Regions from separate parts of the Mus musculus genome. Here region 1 is linked to region 2. A link is a loop called in an ENCODE intact Hi-C map of the cell type or tissue named here. Cell type or tissue: heart. All regions are shown on one strand. Each heading gives the region's core, and the rest is flanking DNA. Links, peaks and the distances in the headings are about the cores only.

Region 1 (16,432 bases), core at 4,615-12,614, 650 kb after region 2:
AGCAGGGGGAGGGGGGATGTATGGCGGTTTCCTGGAGAGGGAAAGGGGATAACATTTGAAATGCAAATAAAGAAAATATCCAATAAAAGAAGAAAGAAGTGATCAATAATTGTTTATATTATTTTTATGTAGACATCATCTGCAAGAAATACCCTTCCTTCTCCTCCCGCCACCCCCCCCCCTCTCTGCAGTGATGGAGAATGTACCTACAGCCTCATACATGCTGGACAGCACTAAATCACTGAGCTACCATCTCTTACTTTTCTTTCCTTCCTCCCCCCATCCTTCCTTCCTTCCTCCCTCCCTTCCTTCTTTCCTTTCTTTGTTTTGTAATAGGACTTCACATAGTTCAGGCTGAACTCAAACTTGCTATCTTAGTTAGGGTTTCATTCCTGTGAAGAGACACCATGTCTTTCATTATTATCATTATCATTATCGTTATTATTATTATTAGATATTTTCTTTATATACATTTCAAATGCTATCCCAAAAGTTCCCTATACCCTCCCCCTGCCCTGCTCCCCTATCCACCCACTCTCACTTTTTGGTCCTGGCATTCCCCTGTACTGGGGCATATAAACTTTGCAAGACCAAGGGGCCTCTCTTCCCAATGATGGCAGACTAGGCCATCTTCTGCTACATATGCAGCTAGAGATACGAGCTCTGGGGGTATTTGGTTAGTTCATATTATTGTTCCACCTATAGGGTTGCAGACCCCTTCAGCTCCTTGGGTGCTTTCTCTAGTTTCTCCACTGGGGGCCCTGTGTTCCATCTTATAGATGACTGTGAGCATCCACTTCTGTATTTGCCAGGCACTGGCATAGCCTCATACGAGACAGCTATAACAGGGTCCCTTCAGCAAAATCTTTCTGGCATATGCAATAGTGTCTGGGTTTGGTGGCTGATTATGGGATGGATCCCCGGATGGGGCAGTCTCTGGATAGTCCATTGTGGGAAGCCGTTGCAGAGTGGCAGTTGCAGAGTGGCAGTTGGCTACTGCTGGCCACCACACATACATAGGCAGTGAAGGTTCTTTTGCCAAGACAAGTTAACCAATCAGATGTGAGACACGCCTCTCCTAGGCCTATGTAAGCAGCACCAGTTCTGGGCTCAGGGTCTTTTCGCCTCTACAATCAAGCTCTCCCAATAAACGTGTGCAGAAGGATCCTGTTGCAGCGTCGTTCTTCCTGGCCAGTCGAGCGCATGCAAGAGTCCATCCTTTCCGTCTTAGCTCCGAGACACCATGTCTTATGTTTCTTATACAGAAACCATTTAATTGGGGCTGGCTTACAATAAACAGTAAGCTTAGGTGGGTGGCATCTTGTCCCAAAGTCACCACTGTGTTTATCTCCTTGAAGATAGGATTTAGCTCCTTCTATTTCCTGGCACCCCTTAATACTTGAACCATTCATTTTGCATTTTCCTTTCTAAGCTTGCTATGCTTATTAAATCCTCCAATAAGAGTGAACCACAGGATAAAGTCTAAACTAGGCTTTTCTGAGACTTCCTTTGTCGATGCAATTAATCTGAGTGTCTTCACCTTAGCCTCAGGCAGAGAAAAAGCAGTTACATTCTTCACCAAACTATCACAAGAACAGTCTCTAGGCCACATATTAAAATTCTTCTCCACTGAAACCTCTTGGACCAGGTCTGCACAGTTCAAATCACTGAAATGGACGTTTCTGGTTGTGTCAGGTGACGCAGACTCACACGGTGCTTTGCTGAGGCAAGCCCTGTGGGAGGACACGTGATGTCTAGAGAGATGGGATTCAACGGACACATGCTTGCATAGCTAGCTGTGCGATGTTTAGCTGGTCTCACTTCTTCGCTGTTCTTCACTTCGTTGGGAGAAGCATGGCAGAGAACTCCCGGCATCCCAGCTGGCTCTGGTTGATTCCGTTGATGCAGGCCAATTCAGCGGAGGCCTGGCTGTTTCTTCTGGATCATGCCACCGCTGCTGATTCATGTTTGGTACCCTGACAATACTGAACTGGACTGCTGGTATCCTGACGAACAGAGATTGAAATTACCCCAAAGTACTACTCTAAACAGGTCCACATCTCCTTTTCCTATTTACCATCTTTTCTCTCTCTCCTACCTTGAGACAATGGGCTGGGGTCGGGGGTGTCAAAGCATTTGAGAACCTTTATTAAAAGTAGGCTTTAAAAAGATCTAATCCTACAGATCATCCGCAGCAGCAATGTCTTCTATACATCTACTAGGATGGTGCGTTAAGCCCTACCTAAAGCATTCTACTAATTCCAAATCCAAAGACCCAAAATCCACATCCCTCCAAACAAAAACATGGTCAGGTCTATCTATCACAGGGAATACCACAGTGTCTGGTAACAATTTCTGTCTTAGTTAGGGTTTCCATGGCTGTGAAGAGACACCATGACCAAAGCAAGTCTTATATAGTTGGGGCTGGTGTACAGGTTCAGAGGTTCAGTCCATTATCACCAAGGTGGGAAGCATGCACTTCCTTCAGTGCTGTGAGCTGTGATTGCAAGATCAGGCAGTGAGAGTGGCTGACTTCTCTTGAGAATCCCTGTCCTGGCTTCAGATAGTGTCCCCTTAGGGCGGAAAGGACCAGGCAAGTGTTGGCCTATTTAGTGAGGGCACTCACCACACTCCTCAGGGCCTCACCTTTAGGACAATCAGCTCCCAGAGGTTCAACCTCCAACAAGCCCAATGGGGCTAGATGTAAATGTCTGAGTTAAGGACAGACTCTAGCACAGCACGCAGTTTATAAAACGATCTGTGTGGAATACCACCAGAAAGCCATTAAAGCCAGAAAGGGCTAGCAAATTCTTTGTCTGTTGTTTTGTTTTATTGGTTGTTCTTTTTCACTTTTTGAGACAAGGTCCCTGGATGGCCTGGAACTCACTAAGTACACCAGACTTGCCTTGCACACAGTGACATCTACCAGCCTCTGACTCCTGAGTGCTACAATTAAAGGTGTGCAACCATGACAGTTGGCCTGACTTTTGGATGTTTAAAGGTCTGAGCTAGCAATTTCTGTAAGAACATTTTCCCCATTAAGATGTAGCTTCTCCAAAATAACAAAAACAACAACAAACAAACAAACAAATGTAGCTTTTTCAAAAGATCAGTTATTTTTCTGAGACAGAGGGTACTATGTAGCCCAGGTAACCCTCAAACTCTGTGCCCCTCTTGTGAGCTAGGATAATATTCGAGCACAGGCATACTTGGCTTAGAAGTTAACATTGACAGCTCTGCAAACTTGGGGACTTCCTTTAATAGACATACTTATTTCCCTCTACAAATTAATAAATTCTATTAATCTGTTCTAAAGTGGGGAAACACTTCATCAGTGTGCAGTAAAAGCCTGTTTTAATTAGAGTTTCCACTGCTGTGAAGAAACACCATGACCAAGGCAACTTTTTTCTTCATACTCAGTTATTATTATTATTATTATTATTATTACTATTACTATTACTTTTCACTTTACATCCTGATCACTGCCTCCCTCCTCGTCATCCCCTCCAACAATCCGTCCCCTATCTTCCCTACCCTTCTCTTCTGAGCAGGTGGGACCCCCACCCATCCTCCCACTACGGTATCCTCTCACCCTGGCACATCAAGTCTCCATGAGGTTAGGTGCATCCTCTTCCACTGAGGCCAGAAGCCCAGCTAGAAGAACATATTTCCACCTACAGGCAACAGTTTTTGGGAGAGCCCCCGCCCCCAACTCTAGTTGTTTGGAACTCACATGAAGGCCAACCTGAGTCTGAGATGGTAGCTGTGATGTTATAAAGGTGAGAGATTATAAAACTTCCCAGTGTTGGGCACCTCAGTTGCCAAAGATTAAATGATATATGTTGTCAGAGTCATCTTGCTCTCTGCTTCAAGCAGCTGAGAGACAGGATTTGACAGAATAGATAGGCCCAACTCTTATCAAATAGATGCTTCAGTTTCAACATCATTTCACATTTGCTATCAGTGTTTGGGTTTGGTAGGGAAATTTGTTTTCCTAGTTCCTAAGATTTGAGTAATCTTTCATGAGTCACATGTACATAATCTATGTTCCATGGACAAATATTAAAGTACCTTAAGTTGATAATGTAGGCATGATACATTCATGTATTTGGGTATATTCGTTCAATTCTGTATTGTTGTGGTAAATACTAGTTAGCTGTGGACATCTTATTTGCTGAATTTAATTTGATAGGCCACTCATTTCTGAAGCGGAGAGGTGGAAAGAGGGTCGGTCATGTGGAGCCCAAGCTAGCCTCGAATTGGCTATGAACTGAGCATGATCTTGATCGTCTGATCGTCTTTCCTCCTGAGTGGTGGGACTATAGGTGTCTGACATCCCTGGCTCTCCAGGTCTCTTAGTTCTTTCCAAAGTCTAGCTGTATCTCTCCAGCTCTAGATGTGTTCTAGTCTTTAACTCCTGAAGGTCCTGGCTATGTGAAGGTAGCATTTGCTAAGCACGTTCTTCTTTCCTTCAGTTCCCAGAACCCGAGAAGCACCCACCTACCTTAATGTGTTTGTTTTCTGGCTTTTGAGATTTCTGTTTTCTCATCCAGTAGTGTCTCAGCTCCTTCACTCAGCTCGATCCATGAACTCTGAGTTCATAGTTTAATCATACCTGGGGAAATTGATGGTTTCAAATTTCTATTCCTACGAAGAGTTTTAAAAAGAGAGTAAAGGGACTGGAGAGGTGGCTCGGAGAACTGACTGCTCTTCCAGAGGACCCAGGTTCAATTCCCATCACCTACATAACAACTCACAACTGTCTGTAACTCCAGTTTCAGGGGATCTGACATCCTTAAACCAATGCAAATAAAATAAAAGTTAAACAAATTTAAAGGGGTAGGGAGCTGGAGAGATGGGTCAGTAGTTAGGAGCACTCACTGCTTTTCCACTAAGAATCAGATCCAGGGATTAGAGCCAAATGGCTAGATCTAGCACTCAAAGTACAGCCAACAATTTCAAGTGTGACTTTTGCTCGACAAACAGCAGCACTACAGAACGTGAGCCTGGGTTTTCCCTAGCATGGCTGACTGGAAGAAACCACAAAGGCCTGAGGTAAATGCAGTCAGTTCTCCCTCCTTTCCTCTCTTTTCTTTCTTTCCTTTAAGTATTTCTGGGAACTGAACCTAGCTCTACATTCATGTTAGGTAAGTACTCTACCAGTGAGCTGTGTTCCCAGCCTTTTTTGCAATTTTTACTTTTGACCCACAGATCTTTTCAAGTGGCACAGACTTGTCTTAAACTTGCTCTGTAGTCCAGGCCTTGAACTTTCTACCTCCTACCTCATCTCCTTGAGTAGCTAAACCTTCATCCCTCCCACCCCTGGCCTTGGAACTACTGGTCCTCTAGCACCCATACCTCCTGAATGCTAGGATTAGAGGTGTGAATCCGCAGGCCATCTTGAATGATTATATTCTTAACTGTCCTACACTGTAGGGGAATCCTCTCCTTGTGAGTTCCTGCAGACATATAAATTTTCAGTAACTGAGCATAAAGATTATGCTTGCTTGCTAGGGACATAGCTCTGTGGCTACTTCTGACTAGCCAATGGGAAACTAAATCTTTGCCATAGGAAGGATTGTGCATCACCACTTTTATCAAATAATCATCTCTTGGGGATTGGTTCCAATGCTTTCAATTAATCAGGGATCTACCCGTCGAAACGATGAAGGTCCTTGCCCCCAATTAGTCTTTAATCAATCAATAAAGATCAATGGCTGGGAGGAGAGAGGGGGGCTCAACGTTTAGATTATGTGGGCTAGGAAGTGGGAGAAAGGAAGATGGAGACTCACTATGACTCAAAAGAGGAGGATGGGACAGAAGAGCTACAGTAGATTAAACCAACCAGCCCTGTAAGAAGTGGCCTCTGGCCACTTTCCCAATTGGAGTTGGGTACTAGGTAAAAGTTTAGGAGTGCCCAACCTTTGAGCTAGTTGTGGCAAGTCAAAAATCAACGTGTGTGTGTGTGTGTGTGTGTGTGTGTGTGTGTGTGTGTGTGTCTTTCATTCGATAATCCAAAGATCCTGTGAAATCCGCCAGGAGCCAAAGTGGTGTAGCTAAACTCACTGCTACAACCAACCATCATCAGGAGACAAAGCTGACATTAAAGACTTGCTCATGTGAAGTAATATGAATGTACAGCAGGGGCCATTGTTCAGGACAACTGGCTTGGCCTCTTAAAGAAAACAAGAGGGGGGCTGAGGAGACAGCTTAGTGGTTAAGAGCAGAGGACCTAAGTTTGGTTCCCAGTACACACAGCCAGCAGCTGGCAATCACCTATATCCAGTTCCAGGGAATCCGTTATCATCGTTTGGCCTCAATGTGCACAGAGACATACAAATATACATATTTTTTAAAAAGATGCTATTGTTGGCTAAAGATTGATTAAATTTTAAAATAGAAGAAGTTAAAACCAATTTGAAGTAGGAAAACATTCATAGAATTCTGGTTTGAAAACAAATTACATGTAAAAGTCACTGGAGAAATGCACATATTGACTATGTCTGGATATTAAATGATGATAGAGATTAACTGTCCAGACAGATGTGACAACAGAACTCACATGACAATGTGTTATATAAATATTTAGAGTTGGAGCGTGTTATGTTCAAATTAGTTCTGAGACTAATCAAATTCTTAGAAATTGCTCTTACCCAAAAGCTCCAACTCTGTGCTGGAGAGATGGCTCAGCGGTTAAGAGCACTGACTGCTCTTCCGAAGGTCCTGAGTTCAAATCCCAGCAACCATATGGTGGCTCACAACCATCTGTAATGAGATCTGATGCCCTCTTCTGGGGTGTCTGAAGACACCTACAGAGTATTTACATGTAATAAATAAATAAATTTTGCCGGGCGGTGGTGGCACACGCCTTTAATTCCAGCACTTGGGAGGCAGAGGCAGGCAGATTTCTGAGTTCGAGGCCAGCCTGGTCTACAAAGTGAGTTCCAGGACAGCCCGGGCTATACAGAGAAACCCTGTCTCAAAAAAAACAACAACAACACTCCCCCCCACCCCAAAAAAAAGCTCCAACTCTTCACTTGGGCTCAAAGATTGCTGAGAAGGATAAAAGTCTGCTACCTTCATTTGCATCTGTTCTCTTAACTTTGGGTCCAACTCCTTAATGCTATACAGTCAGTCAAATATTGTAAGATCGCTAACCCTTGTTATTCCTGTTTGAGAGTGAATGTGAGGTGAAGCAAACACACTGTACCAGAGACAGAGAGACACGCTCTCAAAGCATCTCTCCAGGCTACCCCAAAGTCTCTGTTCCAATGAAGTAGCAATATCAAGATGCTTAATGGAAACAGAGCAAAGAAGGTCATATTTACATCAAAGTACTTTTCAAATACTTTAGTAGAAATGTTACAGAAAAAAAAAAAAAGCCATAGGCTTCCAATGCTATCTGACAACATTTGCCATCTGGTTGGTGGGAGGTAGGTGTGTGCCTGAATATTCTAAAGAATGTACCTAATGGTCACAAAGCTGTTAGCTTACACATAAAGGAAGGCAATAAATGGCTGCCAAGGAGGCTAAAAATGGCACAGATAATGTTGTTTGTGGACCTGGAACATTCCACAATCAGAGGTTTAAACAGCTCATCAGACTAGCAGGCCATTCAAAGGAAGATACCTTTTTCTGGAATGTTCCCTTACAACCATTAGAAACTATGTTTCAGGAAAGATTGTTGATGTTGAAAGATTAATCTTATAGATCTGAGCATTTATCTCACAATGGAATCCACATACCTTTTCTAGGCTTTGGTGTGCCTGACAATGCTACAGGTAAGACAGAGAGAAGATGAGAATTTTTCATTGTTCATTAGTCTCAAAAATAAGCTCCTGTCTCCCAGTTCCTTGAAGCAGAGAGCAAGAGGACTATTGACAGCTTAATCTTTGGCAACTAAGGTACCCAACACTAAGAAGTTTTATAATCTCTCATCTTTATAACACCACAGCTACCATCTCAGACACAAGGTCTAACTGGAAGACAATGGGAATTTAAGCAAAGTTTACAAACTCATGAGCAAAATTTCACTCCCAATGTTCACTGTCTGGGGAGCTTTTGGATAGGCTCAGCTTGGGTTCCCAAGGATGCTTCCCACATCTATATAAGTGGATAATAAGTAGCCTTGAAAACGTTCAGAAAAATAGATGAAATAAACACTATTGTGCTTTGGTTTGTTTAGGTTTTGCTACTTGGCTCTCGCTGGCCTCAAACTCGCAGTGATCTTCCTTCTCAGTCTCCTGGCACTGAGATGTCTTAGTCGCCCTGGCTACACATGCAGCTAATTTCCTATTTAAATTTTAAGGAGTACAGACTACCTATCGATCTAGCCCAGAATTTGTTGTTCCAGTGAATACCGGAGCCATAAAGAATCTGACTCTCCAAGTAAAGGTCACAGCTGACTGCTAGAAACGTCTGGCTGCGCCCTCTGGCCTAGATTCGGGTCCAGCTCTCCCGGGCAGCCCTCTGGAAAGAACGTGACCTTCGGGCTCCGGTGACACTGGGCACACAGTCTTCTTCTCCGGGCCAAGCACAGAAGTTTAGGCTCGGGCAAGGTCGGGAGCAGGACGCATGCGCAGAGGGCCTTCAGGCCACTCCCTCTTCTGGCCCAGGTCCGGACCCGAGACCCTCCCTCATCTAGCCCCGCCTCCCAGGCCACACCCCTTGAGCCTGCAAAGACCACGCCCAAGGTCTTCTGCTTGGACCCGTCATCCCTCTGTCTCTCAGCCGAAGTCAGTCTGAGAGCTCAGACCTCATCTGTGTGTAAAGGGACTCCCTAGGCCACGCCCCCGAGGTCTGCAGACTTTGACCCGCACGCCTCCGCACCCCTAGAGTCTAAGGCCCGCCCCTCTCCTCCCTCCAAGCCACGCCTCCTGGGGGCGGGACCCCCGTCCGTTTTGCTTGCTGCACGGAGGTGGTCGGAGGCAGCAGATCGAGGAGCCATCATGGCAGCGGCGTTCCGCAGAGGCTGCAGGGTGAGCGGGTGACCGGGTGGTATCGGGAGGGTCGGCCCTACGCGGCCTGGGGGAAAGCGGGAGCCTGCGGGCGTCCCCCCGCGCTGCCTGCCGCCCTCCCTCACTGATCTCCGGGCTCTGACCCCTGCAGGCGTGGCCCTGCGGACCTGCTTCATTCTGGGTCAATGGGCTCAGCCACTTCTCTCCAGTCACCCACGCTTCTTGAAGGGAACCCGGTGTCAGAACCCTGCTGTGGCAGAGGCGATCACTTCCAAAAAACTTTGACTGTAGTCCCACCCCAGGAAGGCATCAGTGTGTGGTTCTGTAGCCACGGGCGTGAACAAGTGTTAGGATCCAAACAGGTTGATCCTGGGTGTGCACAGAACACAGGCACAACACGAAGGAAAGGGAAGTGGGCCGCTCCGCTCGCACCAACAGGGTTAGGACGCCTGTGGTTTTGTGATGTACAGGCACCCTTCCAAAAAACAAAAGGGAGACAAGCCTACCGAAGAATTTTCATGAAGCTTGCTTTCTAAATGTTGTACCCTGCAGAGTTTTGTCTCCTAAGCTGTTTTAACCACTAGTTTGTTATATTAGCGATGTGTTCGTACAAACCTCCATTTATACCACCTAAAACTGGACTGAAGTTGCCTCTGGCACCGAAAGCTGTAGTTTTAGAATTTACAACACCATTACTATACAACTCAACAGGTTCTGAAAGCAGAAATTGAAGGGTTTTAAAGTTATTTTTTATTCTGACAACAGAACTACAGGTTTCTTGGTGCCTCCAAGGACAAGAGAGGGAAAGTCTAACACCATAACAAAACAGAAAATGCATTCCTTTATCCTATTTTTCACACCGGGATAAAACCAAGAGTCAAATTTCTAAGTAATTCGTTACTTAGTTATGCTGTAGTTGCGGGCTTGAAGACTAAAGTTAGTAGTGTTCCCATATTGGAATTCCTTGGTTTTGGCAGAGAGCCAGGAATAATAAACGCAATTCTCTTCTGACTTTAGAGTTTCAGAGTGTCGTCGTTCTTTATATTGGGTCTCATTTTGTAGTCCAGGGTGGTGCGGCGCTCACAGCTTCACCTCTGCCTTCAAGCCTGGCTGTCTTATTTTAATAATCTCCAGTTATCTCCTAGGATTAGTGAGCCTGATTTTCAGGTGTAAATACAAATTGTGTGTTTGGAACTGTTCCCAGACGGGTGTTTGCAAAACTTAAACTCTATGTTGTAATGCTAAGTTTTTAACCCTGTTCTTTTTTTTATTGTTTCTAAGCTGTCTACACACAGACACGTGCACACTCACATACACAGACAGGTGTGTTCACACACACAGACACACACAGACCTGCACATCCTCTCTGCACAAGCAATGAGCAGGCTCGTGCGTGCATTAAGCTACTCTAATTGAATGACTAATGTCAGTATATAAGGAGCCCAGTAATGGGCCCGCCACTTAAGTTGTATAAAATGCAGCTGACCAGTTTTGTAGAGTGGTGGTCTTCATTTAATCTCGGAAGTAGAGGCAGAAGAATTGAGATCCCAAGGCTAGCCTGGATTCCACGGTGGGCTTGGGGGCTATCCTAAACTACTTCAAAAGAACTTGTCCTAACAGGAACACAAACCAAATTATTAGGGCCTGGTGTGGTGGGTCAAGCCTTTAACCCTGCATTTATGAAGGTAGAGTTAGGGAGCTCTCTGGGAGTTCAAGGCCAGCCTTGTGTACAAAGTAAATTTCCAAATCAGCCACAGCTACGTATTGAGACCTGTCTCAAAAACAAAACAAACAGCACCACCAAAAACTGCACTTGAACACACACACACACACACACACACACACACGGAAGGAGGGAGGGTGGAAGGGAGGGAGAGAGAGAGAGAATGAGAATGACTGAGCAATTTACATTTTTTTCTCATTTAATATTTACTGCTCTTGCGGAGGGCCTGAGTTGGCTTCTCAACACTGATGTTAGGTGGCTCAGAACTATATGTAACTCCAACTCCAGAGAATCCTGTACCCTCACCACACATATATAGACACACAAATGAAAAACTATAAAATTGAATAACATTTCCTTTATGGTTAGGCATCCCTCTAGCTTGTAATTGACGTTTGAGTTATAATTTATTTAGTACTGACTTTAAGAACGTAGCTCTTGAATAAAAACATAGCCATACAGATGCTGTGCTTGCCCTGGGGTCTGTATGACAATACTCATTTGTGTGCGGATGTGTCTGTGTGGAACTCTCAGTACATGCAGCAAGGTGGAAGCCAGAAGACGGTGGTGGGAGTGAGTTCTCTCTCCCACCACGTGGGTTCCAGGGCTCAGGCTCCGGTCACCCGTCTATACAGTAAGGACCTCAATGGCCTAGCCAGTGTTTTTGCATTTGGTTGATATTTAGGTTATTAAGTTTACTTATTATATCTATTTTTTTTCCAGGTCCTGAGAAGTGTTTCTCATTTTGAGTGTCGAACACAACACTCGAAAGCGGCTCACAAGCAGGAGCCCGGATTAGGGTTTAGTTTTGGTATGTGTCCCTCCCTTTGACTTGAAGGTCTGCCTGGGCTGTGTCTGTAACATGATGTCTGTTGATGAGTGGAGCAGACACCGCCCACAGTTGGCTCCCGGTAACTTCCGTCTGCTGGACTGCGTTGCCTTCTTCCGTATGCTCTCCCGAAAACTGCGTTGCCTTCTTCTGTATGCTCTCCCGAACACTCAAGTGTTCTCAGGCGGCCTCTATGGTGTCCTTTCTCTTCTTTCCCAAATGGTAGCCCAAATAAATGAATATATATGAATTGTTTTCAACCTACAGATTAACTGTAACATACTTCCTTTGTCTTTGGAGACAGTCTCACTATATAGCTTTGGCTGGCTGGAGCTCTAAGTAGAGAGATAGGCAGGCCTGCCTCTCCCTCCCTAGTACTGAGATTAAAGGTGTGAGCAACCACACCCGCTGGCTTAACAAATATTTCTCCAAATACTCATCGGTTCAGTGGTGTAACAATTAAAAAATTGGCCTGATTTATCTGAGCTGCGGTTTGATGCTGTTATACGGTGTCCTCAGACCTGAGACCAGGTGGCCATGTGGTTTTGGAGGGAAAAGAAGCTAGATTCTTCTTTTCCTTTTTACAAAATGAAACATTCCGAGTTAAAAATGTGAAGTAAATCCTGGTTTTTGGTGTCCTTCACCCCTAAAGGGTTTTTACTTGAAGTTGTTACCTTGCCTCTAGCTAGGAAACCATTTTCTCTGTTCCCTTGGTCTCTGAAAAGTTCCAAGGCTGAGCTGGTTAACAAGCACGGGGTCCTTGGTGGCTGAACGCATCTAGGTTTATTGACTTTATTCGAGTATACTTGAGTGAAAATACATACATACACACACACACACACACACACACACAACTGGAATTAGACTTTTCATATATCATGAGCATAGCAAGTTGAATTAGTGGGCGTGTGAGAGTAGCAGCCTTTACTCTGACTGTTATCTATTCTCAGCTTTTTTGGGGGGCGCAGGGGAGGCGGGTTTCAAGACAGGGTTTCTCTGTATAGCCCTGGCTATCCTGGAACTCACTTTGTAGACCAGGCTGGCCTCGAACTCAGAAATCCACGTGCTGGGATTAAAGGTGTGCGCCACCACGCCCAGCTTTATTCTCAGCTTTTTACATATGAATTCCTACATACTTGTGGGCAGTTCCGAGAATCTGACAAGCCTCGGAGTGCCAGAGGGTGAGGCAGATAGAGGAGTTTGGGAGGGAGTTTGTGAGCTCAGACTAAAGTGCAGGTAATGAGAGGACTGGTGGAGGAGCGCACCTTTGACCCCAGCACTTGAGACCGAGGCAGGTGGATCTCTTGAGTTCGAGGGCAGGCTGATCTACAGAGCTAGTTCCTGGCCAGCCAGGACTAACTGGTTCTGATGGATAAAGTAGGTATAACAAGTGCAATAGGATATCATGAAGATTACTGAGTTGATGAAAGCAGGTTGCCAACAAATAATAATATGGTAGACGCCTTTCCTTCTGACTTTGGACTCATCTGTCTAAAGTCGGAAGGAATTATCTCCAGTCTTTGAAGTGAAGAGATCTGGAAAACCCCAGCAGCTCCGAGCCCCAGGCTCCTTGACTGCTGCTGTCATCACCACGAGCCTCGAGGAGCCACCTCCTCTCTGCCTGGTCTCCTGCTTTTGTCTTCCTGGTTCTTTGTTTGTTTGTTTGTTTGTTGTACTTAGTAGTGAAACCATAGAAACCAGTGTGCCAGTCCCCTTAAAGGAAGACTGCTTGGTGTGTCATCAGGCTGTGTGGATGACTGACGGAAGTACACAGCTTTCAGCCATTCCTTAGTCTCCGTGTCTTAACCATGAGACTTGATCTGTCTTTTACACTTTGCCTCTCGGCCCCATACAAATGAGAACTGTAGATATATATTTTTTTCTTTTTTTAAAGACAGGATCTTACTGTGTATCCCTATCTGGCCTGGAACTCACCATGTAGAACAGGCTGGCCTTGAACCTACAAAGATCCTCCTGCCTTTGTGGTCTGAGTGCTGGGTATAAGGGTGTATGCTGCCTCACCTGGCTTGTTCTTCTAAGCGTTGGCTCTTACTCTGATTGCCTGAAATACCCAGTGCCACCTTTAACCCTCCCTGCCCTGCCGTGTGTGGAGGGTGGAATGGAGGGCCTCCCTCACAGAGGCTAGACAGGAAAGTGCTCCCTCCACCTGTGAGCTACTTTCCAGCCTCGTTTATTATATCAGTGCAGCCACATTGAAACACCAGGTAGTACAGCTCCAAAAATGCAGTTATCCATCCACACTTACCCCAGGGGTCCAGGCAGCGGAGTCGTCTCATTCATTTTACAATAACTAGTTTTATTTCGTGTAGACCCATTGTTTTAATACTGCCTGTTGCTAATACAGAGGGTTCAATGTGTCTGTTAATATTTTGGGGAGACTTCTCATTGCTTTTACCATTTTATTTGTGGGAACTTATATCCTTAACCTTATTGGGGGCTTAAAAGAAGAGTGAAATTTAAATCATGGTGTTGACGTTCTTCCGTAAGTCCCTGAAACAAGCTTTATTGCTGTATGCTGCCCGAGTGCGTACGTCTTGTGTCTTTAGACTGCTGCCTGAGGTCAGAAGCTTACCTCTTGATAGATAGAAACCTCTGCAGAACAGCTTCATGGGCCTTGTCTCTTCAACTCAGTGTTGATGAACTCTTTTTGATGTTCTCAAAATAATGTTCCCTTAGAGTTGACGGAACAGCAGAAAGAGTTTCAAGCAACTGCCCGCAAGTTTGCCAGAGAGGAGATTATCCCCGTCGCCCCGGAATATGACAAAAGCGGGGAGGTGGGTATCGGGTTGCCGGGGAAGTGGGGAAGTCGTGTATGGCCAGGAGATTGGGTGGCCAGCCTGCCTAGGCTCAGGTGTGCTGTACCTGTTCTCCTTTCAGTACCCGTTCCCTCTCATCAAAAGAGCCTGGGAACTCGGCTTGATCAACGCGCACATTCCGGAAAGTTGCGGTAAGCCTCCTACACGTTTGCTCCGAAAATTACAAAAATGAAAACGCCCATTTCTCTAAAGTGTTGTTGCCATTCAGAGGCTTTCTGCCTTTGTTTCCCTATTGGCAACATAGAACTTGCCTGCTCGGAGGAGCCTGGTCCTCACTCAGCACAGAGCACAGGCATCTCCCTGTCTAGATGGTTTCGAGTTTATTGAGTTGTTCTTCATATTATAACGTGCTACGTACACTCTGACGCTGTAGGTGGCCTTGGCCTGGGAACGTTCGATGCTTGTTTAATTACCGAAGAGTTGGCGTATGGGTGTACAGGGGTGCAAACTGCTATTGAAGCAAATTCTTTGGGGGTAAGTCACTAAGACAATCACTTATCATGGGGCTGGTGGAATGGCTCAGTGGGTAAAGGCGCCCCCATGGTCTGAGTTCCACCTCTGGGGCCCGTGTGATGGAAGGAGACTACGGACTCCCCCAAGGTGTCATCTGGCCTCCAGAAGAGAGCTGTAACTCGTGCACACATACATAGACATACATGTGTGCATATGTACAAAATAAGTAAAATTACCATTTGAGAAATGCTAATCGCTTACCTGGGCTGTTAATGAGACACCGACCGTGAAGCTGGGTTAATCTCTGTAAGAACTATAAGGAAGACTGGCTTGCCGGCCTGGAGCTGTGATTCTATAGCTTGATCACTGTGGTTCACTTGTCTCCCATACTGGCCGTTCTGGGTGTCCTTGTGAGGAAACTGTACTCTTTGGCGGCAGCTCGGAAGCCATCCCCTCGGCCTGCTGCTCAGTTACTACGCTGAAATGAACTGAGCAGTATCTAGGAGGCCTGCTCGTCGTGCAGACCGTGTCACATATCCTAAATTTAATCTGTGATCTCCTTACTGTCAACCACGCTTGTGTGTCACTAAGCAGCCCCACCCACCTATAACTCAAGGAGAAGCTCATGTTAGTCTGTGTTCTTCTCGCTCGTTTCGTTCAGAGCAAATGCCAGTTCATAAGTTTACTTCTTTATGGGAGGCAGGTAGTTCTTATTCGTGGAACTGTGGTTTTCTGAATCTACGTAACTAATTTAAATATCTCGACGTCTTAATGTTAATCTCCCTTGGTAGCAAATGCCTGTGATTCTTGCTGGAAATGATCAACAAAAAAAGAAGTATTTGGGGAGGATGACGGAGCAGCCAATGATGTGTGTGAGTATGTTCGTCCATATTTCCCTGTAAACGGGCCAGGAGCGCTGGCTCTGCCATTCAGTCTGCATGTGTTTATTGGACCTCGTGCCCTGAGGACAGAAGTCCGGCAGACACAGGCGTACCTGGACTGTCCAGCCGGTGTCTTAGCAATCCCTGCTCATTTCCACAAGGGAGAGTCCACTTGTTTCTGGATTCCAAGATGGTGTTGAGCTATCCTGTTGCTGGCTTTCAGGAAGTGATATCTGCTGAACCGTCCTTCTGCAGCTCCAGATGGGAGCGGTTGTCTGGGTGTTTGCAGCCCCGGCTATCCTTCGACTCAAACTGCTTCATTTGTCATTTAAAATGTTTCTCTGGCTAGGCAGGGTGGTGCACCGATTTAATCCCAGCACTTGGGAGCCTGGGGGGGGGGGGGTCTGTCTTCACATCTCTGTGCTGTGACTCTCTGTCTTTAGGGTCTCATGTATCTGACTAGCTTTGAACTCACGGGGTAGCCAAGGTAACCTTGAGCTCTTATTCCTCGTGCTCCCACCTTTCTATTGCTGGGATCACAGATGTGTGCTACCACGCATGACTCAGTTTATGGAATGTCCAGTTACGTTAGGTGATGCCTGGGACTGAATCAGGCCCTTGTGCATGCTAGGCTGTGCCCCCAACCCTATCCTGCGTTTCATCCTCATCACATGCAGAGAACACTCCTGCAGACAATACATGGCTACAGAATATCCTTCATTTTTGAGGTCTGACTTACACATCATCTCGTA
Region 2 (10,656 bases), core at 2,657-10,656:
CAGCAAACTTTTCTGTCATCCTATTATAAGGAAGATAAAAGGTAGTTAAAAATAAATGCTAAGAAAAGCAAAGCTAATTAGCAGATGAATTTATGTAACTGGAAACATCATACTGGTAGATGTGATGAACTGGTTTTATCTGTATGTCCATAATGTTAACTATGGCCTATCATAATTTCTTTAAATAAATCAAATCAAATAGTGAGATTCTGCTGCTACCTAGGAGGTGTTTGAGACACAAAACTCAAAACCTGAGAAAAGACAGTTTTCTATCCAGTCCAGAAAACAAGTCAGACAAAACACTAATGCCCCCACATCCTTATGTGCTCTCAGCAACAAAACAAAATACAACTCCCCAGTGTCTGGCTCAGGCAGGGTTGTAAGGCTTACAGAACATGGGTGAGGGGTTACTTACAGGGGTGAAGATGACTCCAAACCAACCACACCACTGGAAAGTCTCACCCAGCATGGACAAGGACTTCCCCATGGCCAGATAGATGGAAACCCTCTCCAGGTAACCCTCTACCTTCTAAATAACCTAGCACCTTCTGGACCTAAGAGGCCAAGTGCAGGTGCAAGGACCCCCATCCTTCTGTGAGGGAACATCAACAGTCAACAATCATGACCTCAAGGGTCTGAGGGTCTACTGTGAGTAAGTCTTCATGGCTTTCTGCTGCAGGCCACAGCTCAGACAATAGCACTTTTCAATAGTAACTCACTGTACTAAATGTAAGGCTGCTATGAACTGCACACACACACACACACACACACACACACACACACACACACACACACACACTTTATCCTGATTCTGCAGAGAGGCAGCCTGGTCCTGGCAGCACCAGCCACCCTTTGCTTCTCTTAATCTCATTCCCCACTGAGCCTTTGCGTTCCGATGGCTCCAGCCTACACTTATTACCTCTGAACTCAATCACAGTCTCATCATCTGCTTCATAACACTCTCACTGTATCAAAGGGAATCTGCAGGGGGCTAGCCCCAGCATTCTGGGGTTCAGAGCTGAGGTGGAACACGGAGTTGAATGAAGGCCAAAAGACTGATGCTCTCTGGCCTTGTAACTCTCTTTAACTGTACTGAGGGTAGAAGCTGATGGCTTCTGGAAAATTCACACTCTCTTGCTTATTCTGTGGCTGAAAACCACTGGTTTCTGCCAGGAGCCATCTAAAAGAAGCCAAAAACTAGCAGGCGATCTTTCTGAGATAGTTCTATCATAGACTATAAAGCTATGACAGATTCACTCCTTTAGGCAAGGCCAAGATTACATCTGAGGAAAGATTCCTGCTATTAGTATGCTTTTCCTGTTATCATTAAACATATATAACAATCACTAGCCTATCCTTTGAGCAGGTTTCTGCAGATCAAGGATGATGTACTGTCTTATAGTGATGCTATATAGACAAGTAGATGATGTCTTAGTTCTTAATGATGATTCTATAAGAATTCCTAAAATTACACTAGTAATTATTAAGATCTTTTATAATAGGACTGTCATTAAGTCCTTTTGATATCACACTGCAAGGAGAACTCTGCCAGTCTTCAATTTAATTGCCTCTGAGATAGAAAGCAGGCATTTACAACTTAGAGCACATTCCAAGAGTTGTAAAACAATTAATCAAAGGTCATAAAAGAGAACCAAAGATTTATTATATTTGCAAGGACATAAGATAACATGTTGACTGGGTTTTTCTATACAAAACTTCAATAACTTAGTTGCATCTTTAACTCTCCATAAACCTGTAGAGCTAGGATAGATAATGAATGTTCAGCCAAATAATTACTCTTAATGGATATGCATGCAAACATTCTCTATTGTATACTTCTTGTTCAATTTATGATTTGAATTTATGTTTGAACTTCTAGGGAACTTTTTTGAAAAAACAAGAATGCTTGGATAAACCATGTGATCTATTCTCCTAGAAAAGGTACAAAAGACTAAGGAAGGTTACATTGTATCAAAAGCAAGGCCATCGTTATATCAGAGCAGAAGGAGAGAGCAAGATTAGGAAAAGAACTTTTTCAGAGAAAACTTTTTTGGGAAAGGTTTTAGAGAGCAAGAGAAGAAGTTTTAAGAGAGAATTTAGAAATACAACCGAAAAATCACTTTTCAAAGTGTCCCCTTTTCTTCAGGTGACTTCAACGAGCAGGCTGGGAGTTAGAGCAGCAGTCAATGCAGAGACAGAGCAAAGGCTCTTTACTTAACCCCCTGCTGTTCTACTATGAGGTGCTAAAGGCCAGAGACTTGAAGTTTTCTGGCCTCAGAACAACTCAGAAAGGCAGGTCAGCTACCATAGGAATGTGACTTAGACTTAAGACAGATAAACTTTTTATTATAATAAAGGCAACCCTAAATATCTTGCAAGACTAAGTCTTGCCCCCAACGACACCCTTCCCCCTCAGTTACCTTCAAGAGAGAACCAGAAAGCACAGCTAGAGCTGGCCCCCAGCAGGCTCCTTTTTCTCTTTAGCTCTCTGTGCTTAAGTAAGCGCTGTGAAAATGTTTTGTGCTTGAGTAAGTGCTAGGAAACCTAACTCTTTGTTACTGCTCTGTACTTAAATGAATGCTTTAAAAAATATCCAGAAGATGTCCCAAACCGGTAAGAAGGACACATGCTCCACTATGTTCATAGCAGCCTTGTTTATAATAGCCAGAAGCTGGAAAGAACCCAGATGCCCCTCAACAGAGGAATGGATACAGAAAATGTGGTACATCTACACAATGGAGTACTACTCAGCTATTAAAGAGAATGAATTTATGAAATTCCTAGGCAAATGGATGGACCTGGAGGGCATCATCCTGAGTGAGGTAACCCAATCACAAAGGAACTCGCACAATATGTACTCACTGATAAGTGGATATTAGCCCAGAAATTTAGAATGCCCAAGATATAAGATACAATTTGCTAAACACATGAAACTCAAGAGAACGAAGACCAAAGTGTGGACACTTTGCCCCTTCTTAGAAATGGGAACAAAACACCCATGGAAGGAGTTACAGAGACAAAATTTGGAGCTGTGACAAAAGGATGGACCATCTAGTGATTGCCATATTTGGAGATCCTTCCCATGATCAGCTTCCAAACGCTGACACCATTGCACACACTAGCAAGATTTCGCTGAAAGGACCCAGTTATAGCTCTCTCTTGTGAGACTATGCCGGGGCCTAGCAAACACAGAAGTGGATGCTCACAGTCAGCTATTGAATGGACCACAGGGCCCCCAATGGAGGAACTAGAGAAAGCACCCAAGGAACTAAAGGGAACTGCAACCCTATAGGTGGAACAACAATATGAACTAAGCAGTACCCCGGAGCTCTTGACTCTAGCTGCATATGTATCAAAAGATGGCCTAGTTGGCCATCACTGCAAAGAGAGGCCCATTGGACTTGCAAACTTTATATGCCCCAGTACAGGGGAATGCCAGGGCCAAAAAGGGGGAGTGGGTGGGTAGGGGAGTGGGGGTGGGTGGGTATGGGGGGACTTTTGGTATAGCATTGGAAATGTAAATGAGCTAAATACCTAATAAAAAATGGGGAAAAAAAGGAAAAAAAATGTTGCTATGAAAAAAAAATAAATCTTTTTTTAATGCCGTGCTTTAACCAGCACTGAGAACCAGCACTGAGCTCTCTAACTCAGTTCCTGGTGGACTAACTCATGCTCTTCAGCAGAGGGAATTAAGTGAAAGGATTTATTGTTAGTGCTCCTCTCTCTGGAGAGTGAGTGGGGAGCCCCTGGCTGGCCAGGTAAGAGGCTCAGAGCTCCTTAACTGTTTTTGAACCAGAGAGAAGTCCCTCACACAAACAACAACAACAACAACACACACACACACACACACACACACACACACACACACCGGAAAATGTGTGTGCTGCACCACCTTCCTTTATTGCTGTCAGACTTTTTATACTTTTAGACAAAAAGTTCTCTAAGAAAGAATTCCCTTATAGATAAAATGTTACATAAAAGGGAGTTACGGAAAGGTATCAGTAACAAGTGCAATGCAGTGTTTTATACGATAAGCTCACTATAAGTTCAGTTTTTACATGCCCTGGCCTGATCATAGTGCACACCTGTGGCTTCATCCTTGGACCTGAATATTTTTCCTTGAACACAAATTTGTCCCAAGCCTATTTTCTCCTTTTAGTGTAATTTTGAAAGCTTGTTGTATCTTTTATTATGCAGCCTTTACTTACTATTCTGAGGCACGGGCACTGTCTATTCCTGATTCTAACTTTATTACATCTTTCTAGCAAAACAACTAAAACCATCTTAAAGCTTTCTTCCCAAAAGGATTTGAATCAAATCAGGAATTCTATGAAATCATTAATTCATCTAAACAGCATTAATTCATGAAAGTTCATCTTTAGGTTGATCTATACGAAATCTGCTCAATAGAGTGGGTGATGCTCTGGAACCCTTAGATTATCTATGACAGGAAAGGCATATCAGCTGCAGGAAGCAACCCAGAGATGAAGCCTCTTGAGAGCTTGCCTCTCAGAGCTCAGCCATCATAAGCCTCCAGGAAGGTCCCCTTTCCTCGATGGCTCCTGACAAGAACCACAAGAATAAAATAGGATGATATACTAACAGCAGTTATGAACTTAAGCCTTCATAATAGTGAGCTTTTCCTAAAAAAGCATAGTTTTTAAATCTCCATTCATTTTATTATCTTTACAAAAGACCAAAGGGAAAAGATGCTATGCAGAACTAAAAAGCCAGCCTTCCTTTTATGAAGGAGACGACCTTTGCCTTTGTTAGAAGAGGTTCAGAAACCCTGGCAGGTCACAGAGGTCACAGCAGGGCTAGAACCCAAGTTCAGTGCCTTAAATGTTGGCTGATTTTATTTCCTTAACTTAGAATCTTCCAACTTCACTTTTGGAAATGTTGGCATCGATTGTCCTTCATGCCTCTGAAATGAATTCTGGAATGTATGAGCAATTGGGTATGAAATGTCACCAAGCTATAGGCTGGGGCATATATTATCTAATAAAGGCGTCTACTTGGGTATTCTTCAAATGCCTACAAATTGGGAAATACAGTAGAAACATAAAAGACATGGTTCTACAGGGAAAGCTAATCTACCCTGATGGTATAGGTTGTCTAGTCTAGGCTACCTGTGGGGATTGGCTGCAACAATGTAAGCTTTATTGTTACTCATGGTCTCACACTGGACAAGGAGGAGCTTTCTGCCACTTTGGAGCATCTCACACTGTAGTCCAGGTTGGTCTGGAGCTCTGGATAACTCCCCTGCCTCAGCTTTCCTAGTATATGCACCATCATGCCTAGTTTCTTTGGTTTGTTAACTATGCTATGGTTTAAATGGGCTTTTCTATCTATCATATATATGTTGTGAAAACTGTTTATAGTACCTTGTTTTATTTTTATTTTACTTTTTATTTCTAGGACATACACAGTTAAAAATTCCTCCTCTAGACTGATTGAAACTCATTCATTGGTTTAAATGAAAGTTAAATGGGTAGGGGATATGTTAGACGTATGTATATCTTAACATAGAGTTAGTGAGTCAACTCTCAAACTCAAGAGGAAAGACATATTACTAATGAAGTGCAGAGGGCCAAGGTTAGGGCTAGCGGCAAGGAACACTTGTTATCCTCTTGCTGAGGGCTTCATTTGGCTTTCCAGCACCAACTTGGTGACTCAGGCTCGAAACCTATTCTAACTCCAGTCCCAGGAGATCTAATACCCTCTTCTGTCCTTTGAGTGCACCAGGAATACACACGGTGTGGAAAAAAGAGCAAAATAAAATAAAATTGATTTCTAGAGAGAGTTTTAAATGAAGACTAAAAAAGAGGCCTCATAGTTATAAAATGTACTGCCACTGTTCCAGAATGGCTCATGGAAGCTTGTGGCTTACTATTAACTTGGAAACACGAATAAATGATGAAAATTAAAGTATCCAGTCCAAGTCTTCTGGCTATATGATGTTGTCACGGTCTTGCTTTCACACTGATCACTCTGTACCCCTGCAGCATCTCATGGACAGGGCAGGCCCCGCTTCAGTGTGACAGAATGCTGCTTGCTACAAGCTGCATTTCCTAGGGCAGGAGCCAGCGGGGAGTTATGGTGGCTTCAGGGGCTCGAGGTGGACACGAAGTCCACACAGTGGCCTCTGCACTTTCAATCATTAACAGGTCTTTTCTGGTCACAAGACTGAGGCAGGAACTCTGGGAACTGTAAATGCGCAAGATGTAGTTAACAATGTATTAGGTTTTTCTAACTCTGTCCCTCTCTGTGTCCCTCTGTCTCTGACTCTCTCTAGGTCTCTCTTCTTTCTTTTGAAGACTACTGTAGGTGGGTGCCACTATGTCTAAAAATAGGAATAACAACGCCCACTGCATACACACCGGAGGACAGAACACAGACCTCCTCTACCTGCACCTGGGAAGTTGTGAACCCGGAGTTGGGGCGCGAGTGCCTGGGTGGCGGCAGAAATCCCCAGGCATCAGTAGGCAGCTACCCCAGTCGGAACCACCGGCCGCCTGCTGTGCAGTTCTCCAGTGCAGATAGATCTCCTGGAGCCTAGAACTTGAAAGAAAGAAAAAAAAAAAAAAAAAAGCCTCCCGGCAGACAAGAGTAGGACCTTGCTTGCGGTCCTGGGTGACTTACCCTCCTCTAGAGTAGGAAACAAAACCTCCTAAGCTCCAGAAGGTCTGTGGGGAAAGAGGTGGGCTGGCTTTCCCTAACTTCGCTAGGCTCCCCCTCTCGGTTTACGCCTGTACGGTCTGGCGGCGCACGTCTTGCTCCTGGTTGCGCCAATGGGGAACTTTGGTCCTCTCCGGCCACCGTGGCGGCAATATGGCTGCGCCCATGGAGAAGAAGGCGCATTCCAGAGCAGAAAGCCGACCCCAGCTCGCTCGCTCGCTCATGGACCGTAGCGCGGAGTTCGGCCGGTGGAAGGCGCAGAGTCTGAGCAAGGCGGACCTTAGCCGCAAGGGCAGTGTGGACGAGGACGCGGTGGAGGTGGTGGAGCTCCTGAACTCGCGGGAAGAGTTTTTCACCACCAGCTCCTGCGCAGGGCGCATCCTCCTTCTGGACGGGGTGAGGCCCGGGCCGGGGGAGGCTGTGCAATGCTAATGCGTCCTCCGGGTGATGGTGGAGCTAGCTTAAGTGGCGAAGGCTGGGGATTGGATTTACAGAGCGCTGGAGGAGCTCGAGTCTCCAAGTCCCTTCGGTCACGCTCGCCCTCGAGCCGCGCTAACCCAATCACTGTCGCTATGAGATGGGCGCCCGAAGGTTAAGGGGTCGCTGCCCCCTGGTGGCCGGTGTCATTATTACAGCCCTGGGCATTTTAGCTCTAAATGAAACAGTACTGTAGATACATGGTCAAAGCCCCTGGCTGCACGCTCTCATCCTCTTCCTGTCCCACAACACAGGATAACTAGACAACACGTGAAATAGGGTAATTTATTTCCAACATTTCTCATCGTGCCTGGCCCCATATTGCTGGTTAAAAGTCGCTAGGTTCCGCTTGGTTCTTCACGTACTGAAGTCCCAGATTATCGAGGTCTGTTCATGTTTATATTGCTTCCACCACTCCCGTTCTGTTCATGGACACTCTTGCTCACAAGCTAGCTGCCCACACCTCTTCTACAACTGCCCTGCCTGGGTTTATTCAGACGAGTCTCCAAAACACTGTTGTCTCTTCTCCAAGCCATGTTTCACAACACATTCATATGTATATGCATATGAGGGATGCATACACATATATGTATAATATATTTATAAATGTATAAATATATATGTATATACTATGTGTAAAATATCTATAATGAAAACATATTATAATTATGATTATACAAAATATAATCATAATAGAATATGATATATATTTTATATATTTTCATTTTTAAGCAGAATTTACTTTAGAAAATCCAAATTTATATTGTTCTGTAACCTGCAATCCTTTCCTCATTTTAACCAACTGCCAAGATTGAACTATTTTCTTTAGTTACTTGTCTTTGTCTTGTTCCTGTTCTTCATTTAGGAGTGGCAGAGTACTGAGAACCGAACTTAGGGTCTCGATCATGCTCAGCAAACACTCTACCACTGAGTGAAACTTCCAGCCTCCTCCCTACCTTTTGTTTTTTTTTTTTTTTAAACCTTCTAAAACAGGATCTTTCAAAGCTGCATAGACTGATCTTGAACACATTTAATAGACCAAGAACTCCTGGAACCTGTGGTCCTCCTGCCTCAGCTTCTGGAGTAGCTGTCCTATAATGCTTCCCCTATATCTACATAGCTGAGACACGACTCTCCAAGCTCCACTGTTATGCCAGACACAGAAAGAGGTGCAGACAAGCACAGTGCCCACTTAAGAGTGGCTGTCCATTCTGAGTTGTCATAGGATGCTTTCTGAACCTTGTCTAGCTTATGTATCTTATACTTGGTGGCTATTTATTTTTACTCTGCTTTATTAGAAAAGAAGGAAAGTGAAAAAAAAAATCAGGGTGGAGAAAACATAGGTAAGCCAGAGATGTTCCAAGTCGTGGTGTGACATTGTGTACATTTGCTAAGCATAAACCACTCATTTGGCTCGGAGGTTGTTTATAACAGCCAGCCCATGTTCCTAGAGCCTCACTATGAAAACCGGTCGTTCAGGGCCCACGCTTCCCCCACCAGCTCCCAGAGGAGCCTCCAGAGCTTTGTGTGCGTGGTTGTTGTAGAGATGCGGTGGTCTTCATGTGTGTGGTTTTCTGCTCTCCCTTTGCAGACTCTGAGGGAAGGATCTGTATATACCGATTAGAATTTGCAAAGAAGCAGTGTTTAGGTCGCTGTTGGAATGACAGCCTCTCCAGAGCTTTGACACATTGCTCCTCGCTGCTTTGCATATGCAGTCTACTTTAGGGATCTCAAATACATTTCCATAGTGGTGAGGAACATGTCGAAAGGTGTGCCCATCCCAGACGTCAGCAAATGGTCGGCCTTCCGTAGTGTTAGCCACCCTGTTCTACAGGAGGTGCCTTCTCCCTTTTTCACTTTTTTATGGTGAAATACTGCTAACATATAAGTCCTTCATCCTTTTCTTCCAGCAAACACATGCCCAGAGAGGCTTGTGACCCAGGGTAGGTGTGCTCAGCTGCCATTCATAAGATCTTGGGTTTCATCCCCAGCAGCACAACACAAACACAGAAGCAAACCAAAAGCACGCCCCTGTTTCTGAAGACACCTGAGTACTTTTACCATCTGAGCCCTAAGTTACTTGAATTGATTTTTCTCCTAGGTTATCTTTACCCAAAATACACTGAATTATTTTTCAGTCATCTTTCTGAGTACTAACTTAAGAATGCCCACCATGTTCTACAATGCAAATGTACTCATCTTGCTAAGTTTTACAGTTGAGTTGTCTGTCATTTTAGAGCACAGAAGGCTCTGGAGTTCAGAAGCAACACTGCTGCTGGCTGCTGGTCACACACAAACCGTGTGCGAGAGACGATGTGGTAAGTTTTTAAGTTAAAAAGTGATCTGCAACTCAGCAGGGAGGCCTGCCTCTTCAGCAGCACAGAGGTGAGGGTGGGCACATGGCTCACTGGGTTCAAATCTCACATTCAGCTCTGTTATTTAATAACTTTGCAACCTGGTAAAAAAAATATAAAAGAAGAAGGGACTTCACTCTGCCTTGCTAGCTTCAATGTTGGAAATAAGAGTATATCATTTACCACGATCCCTTCTGGACACGCTCATGGCTGTGCCCAGTGTGTCGTCTCTGAGCCTGCAGAGTGAGCACAGGGAAGGTTGTACCAGGCAGAGACCTTCCCTCCGGGTCCCTGTGGACATCCGGCCCCATCCTCTGCAGAAATGAGGAAAGGAGAGAAGTGGACACAAAGAGGTGTGGCTGGTTCCAGCATTCTCGTGTGGAATGGGGAGGGCTCCATGCCCTTCATAGGCTCCACAGGAAACTAAGTAAAATAAGCAAAGAATAATGTTTGTAATAAAAATGAGGGCAGAGGACGCAGATGTCTCAGACAGAGTGGGTAGTGAGAGCTAGAATGTCTAGGAAGCAGAAGGTGGGTGGGAGAACAGGTTGACAGGACAGGGCTGGGCAGCCGCACCTCATGCTGACCCTTGGTTCCCTCAGATGGCAGCTCTGAAGGGTGCAACCAGCGAAGCTGTTTTGAAGTTTGAACCTTTTATCCTCCATGTGCAATGCCGGACACTGCAGGACGCACAAACCCTGGTAAGACGTTGAACTTGCTCTTGAATTGAGATGTCTTTCAGTAGAATTAATTTTAAGCTTTAAGCCACCTTTTAAAATTATTTAATGTTGATTGATTCAGCTAATGTTTTGACTTAATTGTTCTCATATGTTTGCTTGGTCTAGCTATTTATGTCAAGTGTTAGGAGTAGGGACTCCCGGTCATCTCTGGGAAAGTAAAATGAGTACCCACACCTGGCCCGCGGTCTCCCTCAGCGGGAGGATTCATGTGGATTTCACAGTGCTGTGTCTTTGGTTTTCTGGCTGAGTTCTAGACGAGAGCTCAAGAACTGCATGTCTGAGGTCTCCCTGCTCACCTACACCTTTTACTCCATTACATGCAGAGTCGTCTCATTGCAACATAATTTAGTAAATCATGAGCCACAGAGCATCCGGGTAGAGCTGTGTGCAGTCCTTGCTCACAAGCT

The links. Peaks named below come from ENCODE experiments on the same cell type or tissue, not always from the same donor. Only the 100,000 strongest peaks of a DNase experiment are listed, where the experiment ranks them.
Region 1: it touches region 2 in a loop (2.7-fold over the local background); 4 of 42 quality-filtered maps call a loop at or near these places.

What each region holds. Positions count from the first base shown.
Region 1 is chr3:153,936,942-153,953,373 of GRCm38, reverse strand. Acadm (acyl-Coenzyme A dehydrogenase, medium chain) reads left to right here and starts at 8,731. Exons shown (of 12, transcript NM_007382.5): 1 at 8,731-8,978; 2 at 11,404-11,491; 3 at 14,207-14,304; 4 at 14,408-14,477; 5 at 14,720-14,820; 6 at 15,591-15,671. The coding sequence starts at 8,949. In heart, for the core only: no CTCF peak of the experiment used is centred there; DNase peaks (open chromatin) are centred at 8,763 and 11,573; H3K4me3 peaks cover 2,265 bases; H3K27ac peaks cover 2,971 bases.
Region 2 is chr3:154,593,271-154,603,926 of GRCm38, reverse strand. Tyw3 (tRNA-yW synthesizing protein 3 homolog (S. cerevisiae)) reads left to right here and starts at 6,829. Exons shown (of 6, transcript NM_172474.5): 1 at 6,829-7,074; 2 at 9,393-9,473; 3 at 10,112-10,210. The coding sequence starts at 6,901. It overlaps Cryz (crystallin, zeta), which reads right to left and starts at 7,216. Exons shown (of 9, transcript NM_009968.4): 1 at 6,643-7,216. In heart, for the core only: CTCF peaks have their summits at 6,718, 7,087 and 7,303 (motif pointing left); DNase peaks (open chromatin) are centred at 6,806 and 7,166; H3K4me3 peaks cover 1,888 bases; H3K27ac peaks cover 1,694 bases.